Regions from separate parts of the Homo sapiens genome. Here region 2 is linked to region 1. The links are chromatin loops, found by intact Hi-C in ENCODE. Cell type or tissue: GM12878. All regions are shown on one strand. Each heading gives the region's core, and the rest is flanking DNA. Links, peaks and the distances in the headings are about the cores only. Region 1 has its middle 150 kb from the start of LINC02578. Region 2 has its middle 280 kb from the start of LINC02578.

The links. Hi-C counts contacts between places; a loop is a spot of excess contacts. Peaks named below come from ENCODE experiments on the same cell type or tissue, not always from the same donor. Only the 100,000 strongest peaks of a DNase experiment are listed, where the experiment ranks them.
Region 2: a loop joins it to region 1, with 11 times the contacts of the local background. A loop is called at or near these places in 1 of 110 quality-filtered maps.

The regions. Positions count from the first base shown.
Region 1 is chr9:118,527,568-118,531,968 of GRCh38, forward strand. No RefSeq gene overlaps it. Among named protein-coding and RNA genes, the nearest start is that of LINC02578, 150 kb to the right of the region's middle. In GM12878, for the core only: no CTCF peak of the experiment used is centred there; DNase peaks (open chromatin) are centred at 1,912 and 2,264.
Region 2 is chr9:118,393,509-118,397,909 of GRCh38, forward strand. No RefSeq gene overlaps it. Among named protein-coding and RNA genes, the nearest start is that of LINC02578, 280 kb to the right of the region's middle. In GM12878, for the core only: no CTCF peak of the experiment used is centred there; a DNase peak (open chromatin) is centred at 2,103.

The sequences.
Region 1 (4,401 bases), core at 316-4,315:
ATCTGGAAGTTATTTACTGTATACTCTTAGCCAAGTGATTTAAAATATCTGGGCCTTACTCTCTCTATCTTTAAAATGGAGAGAATACTCACCTCACAGAGAGTAATTAAATGACATAATATATCTGATTCTCTAGACAAAGATTGTTTGCTCAGAAAATATTGAATCCTTTTCATTGATGCAGAGAATGAAAGTAGAGAAGAAAATTAGGGACACGTGAAACACAATTCTTTCAATGTATGGCCTGTCCATATATATATGTCACATATTCCTGTGCTCAGGTGACTTCTTATATTTTAAGATATATGCAGTCCACAAGGCCTTCACTGATCACACTCACACTAAACTGGAAGCAAACGGAACACAATTCAAATTCCTATGGCCACTATTTTTCAATAAAATCATTTTGCATACTTGAGCTCCAGTTTCCTTATGTAAAGAGGGGGCAAAATAGCAACCCTAAAGCATACTTTGAGGACAAAAAATAGTTTAATCTTACTCAAGCTCATCATAAAACACCCCTCTCCTTAGCTGTTAGAATTAAAAGTATGTGATACTTCAACTTTTTCTTTATATTTTCAGTGTTCTTTGTACATCTGAATTTTTTTCAGCTATTACAGTAGTTACTATTTCCAATTTGAATGGTTATTGTGTGTTCAACTGGGAAAATGATTTATTTATTATATGATGAAGGAGATGCAGTCATTATCTGCAATTTTCAAATGAGGAAAATGAGATTTGAAGATAAGAAGTGACTTTCCAAAATTTTACAAATAATAAATTGGAGCTGGGATTCGTGTCCAACACTGTTTTTTGACTTCAAAGCCTGAATTCTCATTTTTTTTTTTTTTTAATTTTTTTTGTTGAGATGAAGTCTCACTCTGTCACCCAGGCTGGAGTGCAGTGGCACGATCTTGGCTCATTGCAACCTCTACCGCCTGGGTTCAAGCAATTCTCATGCCTCAGCCTCCCAAGTAGCTGGGACTACAGGTGTGCACCACCATGCCCAGCTAATTTTTTTTTTTTTTTTTTTTTTGTATTTTTAGTAGAGAGGGGGTTTCGCCATGTTGGCCAGGCTGGTCTCAAACTCCTGACCTCAAGTGATCTGCCCACCATGGCCTCCCAAAGTGCTAGGATTACAGGTGTGAGCCACCACGCCTGGCCCAAAGCCTGAATTCTTTAAGTTTATGTTCACTATCTATGACCCTGAGGGACATACAATGTGCATCTTTCATTGATACCCTTTAGTAGTAGATCATGTCACCCCATGAGGAAAGCTGGAGGACACACGGGTCAATACATAGCTTGGTCCTACTGTGCAGTAGTGGAAATAGTTGTAAAAGTTGGAATCAGAAGATTTGGGTTTGAGTTCTGGTTCTGACCTTAAACAAGTGACTCACCCACACTGAGCCCCTGTGAAATGTTGATGGTACCACCACACAGAGCTTTGCTATTCTGATCTATAACAGAGGGATAGTGATGGTGCCTACCTAAAAGGCTCATCCTAAGGATCAAATAACATCATTGAAATCTTGGTGGTGTGCCTGATGGTGGGGAGTGCTTAATAAATAAGTCTCAACTAGTGTTATAATTCTGAATCACACTCTGACTATAACAGACTGGCAGAGTATTGGGTTTTATGTCTTCTGCTGTGTTTCAATGGGTTGGTAATATTTGTGTTATCTAGAGATTTGCAGAGGAAAAGGAGATCAACACATGTAGGCCTGAATAAATTCAGCTCGTAGAAAGAAACAAAAATACTGTCCTTATCAGAGATGGAGCTAGCTCCATAACATATTTTTAGAGTGGAGGAAGCTGAGTCATGTGGGGAAGTGTGTGTGGCTTAATGGTGTTGATGACAGAGGACTTCATGGTGAGTGAAACAATAACATGGAATCGGAAACCTTTGGCCCAGATTTCGTTTCTGGTGCTAATCCCAGGGTGCTCACCCTTGGGAAAGCCACTTTACCTCTTTGAGCTCTGTTCTTTTATGAGTAAAATGTAGTCATCAAGACTAATTTTATAGAACTTCTGTAAGGATAGATTAGAAGATAGTTAATGCAGAACATAGCACATCTTGGTAATTTAAGAAATATTTCTTGGGAGTCTGCTTTCAATCTTTTACTTGTATTTAAGCAGAATACCTTTTCAAGTGAACCGTTACCCTGAATAAAACAATTGTCACAGAGCTGCTCTGGTAGAAGGAAGGTGGAAGTCAGGAAGCCCTAAGGTTAGAAATACCCTGGCCAGCACTCCCCTGGGATTGCTCTTTAGTGTGAAACCGGTCTGGGTTTCACACTCATGTTCTCTAGATATTAGGCTCTAATTAGTAAGTCTTGTGACACATTTCTGAAAATCAGACAGTAGGCTCATAGAATAATAGAATTTTCAATTTGAGCAGTACTTTCAAGATAATGTTATCTAAGCTTCCTCCATAGCTTTCATTTATCTGTGTTCATTCAATTACTTATTCAACAAATACAGGATGCCTGTTCTGTGAAAAGCATAGGAGGAGGGAAAACCAGAGAAAGAAGCATTTGCTGTTTCTCTGTCTGCTGTTTTTTTATTCTTTTCCAAGGGAAGAAAATGGAAATCCTTCAGATTGCAAGAAACATACAGGGCCCTATTTACAGCTGGACAGAGTTACTGTGTATTAAATTGCTGTGCTCTTTTTCATACTTATATCTTACATTGCTCTCAAATTCTGTGCTATTGGTCTAATAAAAAGGACAAAAAATATATATCTTGGGAAGACCTATACAAGCAAGTTGTATCCACTTTTAATAAAACCGAATAAGCAAACTGATCATCACTTGGGTTTCTGTATTGTAAATCCAATCACAGTAAGATTTCAAGATCCAAGAATAGCTTACAATGAGATAGAATTATGTATATTTCAACTGGAATCTATAGGAATCCCATGTTGGAATGAAAAGGGCATGAATACTTGCTTTAAAAATATTATCTTATTCTCATTTGATATTAATTTTGGTTTGTATAATTCTCAGGATGAAAACTATTTGAATTTTTAAAAGTCAGGTATTTCTGTATTCTCTTACCCAGAGGCTTTCAATTTGAGGGGCAGCAGTGACATTTGTCAATGTGTACTGATATTTCTGGTGGTCACAACTGGAGAGGGAGTGCTGCTGGCATCTAATGGGTAGACAGCCATGATCTGCCTGTGATTCATAGGACATGTTCCCAAAATAAGAGAAACATATAGTTCAAAATGCCCATAATGTCATCAGTTAACATTGCAATCTCAATGATATCTCTAACAGATGTCATGGGCCCAACTAACCAAGCATTTGTAGTCTATGCCAGTCTAAATTCTGCAAGTGTGTTCCCAAAAACAGCAATCTTGGCTTTCACTTGGAACTCATTAGAAGTCCAAATTCTTAGTCCCCACTGCAGACCTACAGAATGAGGAACTCTGGAACCTGAACCACGAATCTGTGTTTTAATAAGCTGTCCATGTGATTCTAATATGTGCTCAAATTTGAGAACCACTGTTCTAGGCTCTGGTGGGAGACATGAAAACACACTAATTACTCCAAAATTAGGTGAGATAAACACCTAAAAGAAATGTAGAGAGCCCAGGAGTGACTGATGTTTCAAAGAGAAGATTGCTTTTGAGCAGAGCTTTAGACATGGGTAGTATGTTGCCTAATTGGAATGGGATGATGGAGTAAATATCATGAACAAAGGCAAAAGATGGTATAAATTATGAGAGGTTTTCAAGGCATTCTAAATTCAAGGAATGTGTACATCAAGAGGAGTAGTGGCAATTCAATGGAAAAAAAAACTGGGGTCAGACAGGTTATGCATGTAAAAAATTCTAAGCCAAAGACTTTGCCAATCCAAGTTAGTATTAGGATAATGTATCTAGCAGCAAGGATGATACTCTTACAAATCAAGACAGTGTGATAATGATGGGCAAAAGAAATGGTATGCAATAGGGGGAAGAATCTAAGTATGAAGTTAAAATCTTTATGGAATAAATATTGTAGTAATAATATTCAATATTTTCATTTCTTTGAATTAACCAGTGCACTAAGATTCACAAAACTTTCTTGAGGAAAGAGTGACATTTTTCATATAAGCAAGGCACACATGTACATGATCATATAGTCATACACATACAGCTACAGTAGAAACCACAGCCAACTGTCACTGACTAAGCAGTCCTAAAGAGGTATCTCAAGCATCACTTCTCTGAAGGAGTTAGAAGTCAGTCCTAAAGCAATAATATACAGCCAGAAATCCAAGTTTCAAGAAGAAGAGAGCAAGGACAAGTGGGCCAGTACAAATGAGGAGGTAGCAATAGACCCTGCACATTAAATGCTTCCTTCAGTGTGCAGGAAAAGAGCATCTGTCATGCTCATCCTCAACTTGAACCCA
Region 2 (4,401 bases), core at 235-4,234, 130 kb before region 1:
CATGCAGTCAGTATATACAAAATATTTTGTAAGGACCTGGAAAATTTGGATAGGTGTGTTGCTCTCAGATTCCTTTATTTTAATCATTACCTGCAATTGGATAGGTAACATGACCTCACCACAGAGGCAGTCTTGAATTCAGAGATGGGCGTGGACTTCATTTCTCCCTCACAATTTGTTCAAAGCTTTGCAGTGAACATTTTCGGATGCCTTTGTGAATATTAATTGAAAAGCACTGTGTTAGATTTCAACCATTTTTTTCCCACATATATCGTTCCTTCAGATGTGATCATGAAGAAGTTTTTATCTTGCCTCTACCAAAGAAAAGATGAGAGGTAGGATTATCAAACCCCATCTAAATTCCTAACATCCACTATGTGCCACTAGGCTCTAGAGACTTAATAGTGAATCAAATAGATACAGTGCCTACCTTCAGAGAACTTAGTCTAGTAAAAGGATTCTTAAGGACAGCATTCACATACAATCATCTCAATGTAGCAGTGCCTAGTTCAATGTGTGATACATAGTAAATATTCGTTATATGTTGGGTGGATTCACCAGCAAATGAGTAATTAAACAAATGCCAAGATTGAGAGGCGTTAACAAAGGTTTTATTATTTTTTCTCTCTAAATTCCATTTTGTAAAGTTTGGAAATTATCGACGCTTTCATAAGAAAATGGTTTCTTTGGTGTGTAAGATGAAAACTTGAAGCAAAGGCAAGTTTTACAATTCGCAGCTTTACAATCTGCCACCTTTTTTAAGGATTGTATCTGGCTGCATATATTTGGCACTGCTCTCTTCCTCACTCTAATTTACAGTGCAACCAATTCAAATAGAATGCAAAAAGAAGCATTACTAAAAAATAAGTATTATCAATTAGCATACAAAAGTAGAACTGCAGAAGCTCTTTCTGGGTAAGAGGTCCTGAGAGAGCTCAACAGCCCATAGGCAGGAACAATGTTAAACATGCAAGTTTATAGCCCCTTTGGGGAACTTGAACAAAGGATATCAGCTCCCCATTGGTGGTCCTAAAGCAAATCAATTTTATTTCTCTGTAAACTCATTTGGAAAACAGCTTGATTTGGAGGGAAAACTCTACGTGTTGTTAAGAGAAAACTGTCACCCATCCAAAACTCTCCAGATTGATCTACAGAATTGACCCTGGCAAAATGTTAATTGTGGGCAGGTCATTTGTTCAAGGTTCACACAGAATGCTCTAGTCAAAGCAAATCAGATTTCTTTGTCTTAAGAGAAATACTTATGCAGTACAACCCTCTAAGTGTGTACTTGCAGCCAAAAGGTTCTTGAGCCACTGACAGTGGATGTGCTATTATAACCATTCCCTTTCTGTGTTATTTTTTACCTCATGGCTTGGCATGATGCTGTCTCCTCTGGGTGGTATTCACAAGTCCTGGAATCATCATGCAGCCTGTTTTTCTGGGCTATCTCTGTGTATTTTGCACGTTACATGACCCTCTTACCATGGTCTGTGAAGCCCCCTGTGATCAGAACTTTGTCTACAGAACCGGATTCATCTCCCTCCATGCTCCCCTCTTGCATTTTCTATTTCAGCCAACTTAAATGAATTATAATTTCCTAAAAACACCTTGCCAGATCATGCTATCTGCCTTGACCTTGACTCACGCTGCTTCTCCTTGAAATGTCCTGCCTCTCCATGTTGAACTAATATACTTGCTGTTTTCAAACCTCATTACAAAACTCACCTTCTTTTTTAACTGCTCCTATAGAATTGGCCATTGCCCCTTTTGTGGCCTCCATGATCTGATGGATATAATTTAGTTACTGCATTTAGGTCATCTCTCCTGCAATTTTTAAAACACCTTTGTACCCTCAGTGTCTGCAACAATGCGTGGCTAACAGCAGGCATCACTGAATGTCTGTGGGATTAAAAAAAAAAAAGAATGAATGTTGGTTAAGCAGGCAGCGGTTTGAAACCTGTGTTAGCTTTTCAGAGTTGGGAAATTAACATAAATGTGCCAAACCTCAGTTTTCTCATGTGGGAACTGCTGAGTCATAAATGAAAGAAGTGAGATATAAAGGAGGTGGCATATATAGGCATTCAATATTGCTAGTTCCTTTCCTTATTCCCCTCACCTTGAATTGTGATGACTAAAGCAGAAACTGCATTAAGTAAGTCTAAGTGGCATTATTGACCATGAGGAAATAGAAAACAGTATCTAAGAAGTACTGAGCCAAACATTGCGTGTGTGTGTCTGTGTCTGTCTGTGTGTGTGTATGTGTGTCTCTAGAGACAATCATCTACCTATAGGATGGGAAAGAGAAGCAAGTATTGGCTTTCAGAAGAGGTATTTTAGGTTTAGGTAGTCTTCATTTTACTGTTGGTGAATGAAAATGCTCAATTTTTATTTAATAGTTTCTTTCTTTTTTTGTTGTATTTTTTTGTTTTTTGTTTTTAGTTTTTGAGATGGAATTTCAGTCTTGTCACCCAGGCTGGAGTGCAAAGGAGCAATCTCAGCTCACTGCAACCTCTGCCTCCCGGGTTCAAGCAATTCTCCTGCCTCAACCTCCTGAGTCGCTGGGACTATATGCACCCACCACCATGCCCGGCTAATTTTTTTTTTTTTTTTGTATTTTTAGTAGAGATAGGGGTTTCACCATGTTGGTCAGACTGGGCTTGAACTCCTGACCTCAGGTGATCCACCCGCCTCGGCCTCCCAAAGTGCTGGGATTACAGGTGTGAACAACCGCACCCAACCTAGTTGTTTTCTTGGGTATAAGAACCACTAGGCCACACCTTCAGAAAATAATGATACAGCTGTATTTGGGGTATCTGTGAAAGCCAGAATTTGCTTCTGTCCTTGTGCATACCTCCCAACTCAAAGGCTTTGTCCCAGCAGCCTTGTTTCAACTATGAATACACTGAACTGGACCCAACCCAGGGTAAGCTCAATGGCAATCCCCTCAAACCCCATTGTTGGACCTGGGCTAAGACATTCAACTCATTCTGAGCTGGAAGCTTGAAAGAAAAAGACACAAACTCTGGGGCACTGGAGTGGTACACTTTCCTGAGTATGCTTAGGGGAGCAAAGAAATCCAATCTGGATTTCACAGACCATTATGTCAATGAGATGTGATTGGGTGTTATGAGAAAGAAAAAAAAAGGCCCTGCAGTAAAATATGTGTGGTTATCTCTAGTTTAAACAAAATTGAGTTTAACCAGTTTTCTTACTATAGGATTTCTCAAAGCCTATAAAATGGTAATGTGTTTTGTGACTCCCCATGATATTTATACTATATGTAGTTATTTCCATCTTCTAGATTATGGCAAACCCATGGGACTAGTGGCCCATGGATGATACTTGCTATTGTGTGTCATGTAGATTCTGAATAAGATAGGTTTAATCCTGCTCCCACTAATGACCTTCTTTGTGACCTTGTATAAAGCACTTGACCTCCCTAAGCCTCTACACTACATATGTAAACTCAAATCTACTTACATATAACATCAGTTCATTTAATCTCTCATCTGACTGTATGAATAGTCCCTATGCTTGTGTCTCAAAATAATGGTACTTTTAGGAAACAAGTAGTACACAGTCAAAAAAGTGGTATGTAGAAGGGTTTAATATAGGTATGGTTAATAATCAGGTGAATAGGGTTATGGGAAACCAAGAAGGATTGAGAAAGTACCACAGTGTTAGCAAGAACCAGGCACTGTTGGTGCCCCTGGTCTAAAGAGATAAGATGATTAGACAGTTTTAGGAACCTGGAGGGATTAATAACAAGTAATAGCAAAGGGCCACCTAACACAAGTAGTGGCTTCAATAAAGGGATAGAGCCAAGCCACAGTAACCAAAAAGGAAGAGACCTAAGAAGCAAATACTCCAACCTTGTCTCCCCGTGCCCTCCAGATCTGTTGTCACACCTCTCTTTGGCTAAACCCACCAGAAGCCATCGGCAAAGGAGCTTACTGATGCAGTCAATAACAGCCTCCTGGGCACAGAGCGGGGCTGAGGAGGGTAGGGAGCAGATCTGCAGTTACAAACAGTTGGCAAGTTGGCAGCACACTCGGCTCATGGATAAATCAAAAGGCAGGGAGTCAAGATGACAGCATACTCTTTGGAGAAATTGTGAAATCATGCTGCTGAAGATGGCATCAAAGTCAGCCTCCCTGAGTCTCTCAAAGTGTGGCCCACACTGCTAAATGTTTCGGAGGGTTTTTCCTAATTTGGAGAAATCAAATATTTAAAAGCAGACCCACTTTGAAGTCTCTCAGCAAGCAGCAAATCTGAGAATTGATAGATCCAGTTATTAAAAGTCTGTCCATCTGAGCAATCTGTTTGCCTGCCTTTCTTGCTGTGTTGGTAATTTTGCAAAAACTACTGAATTTGCTCTCCTCCTCACTGCAGATTGTAGAC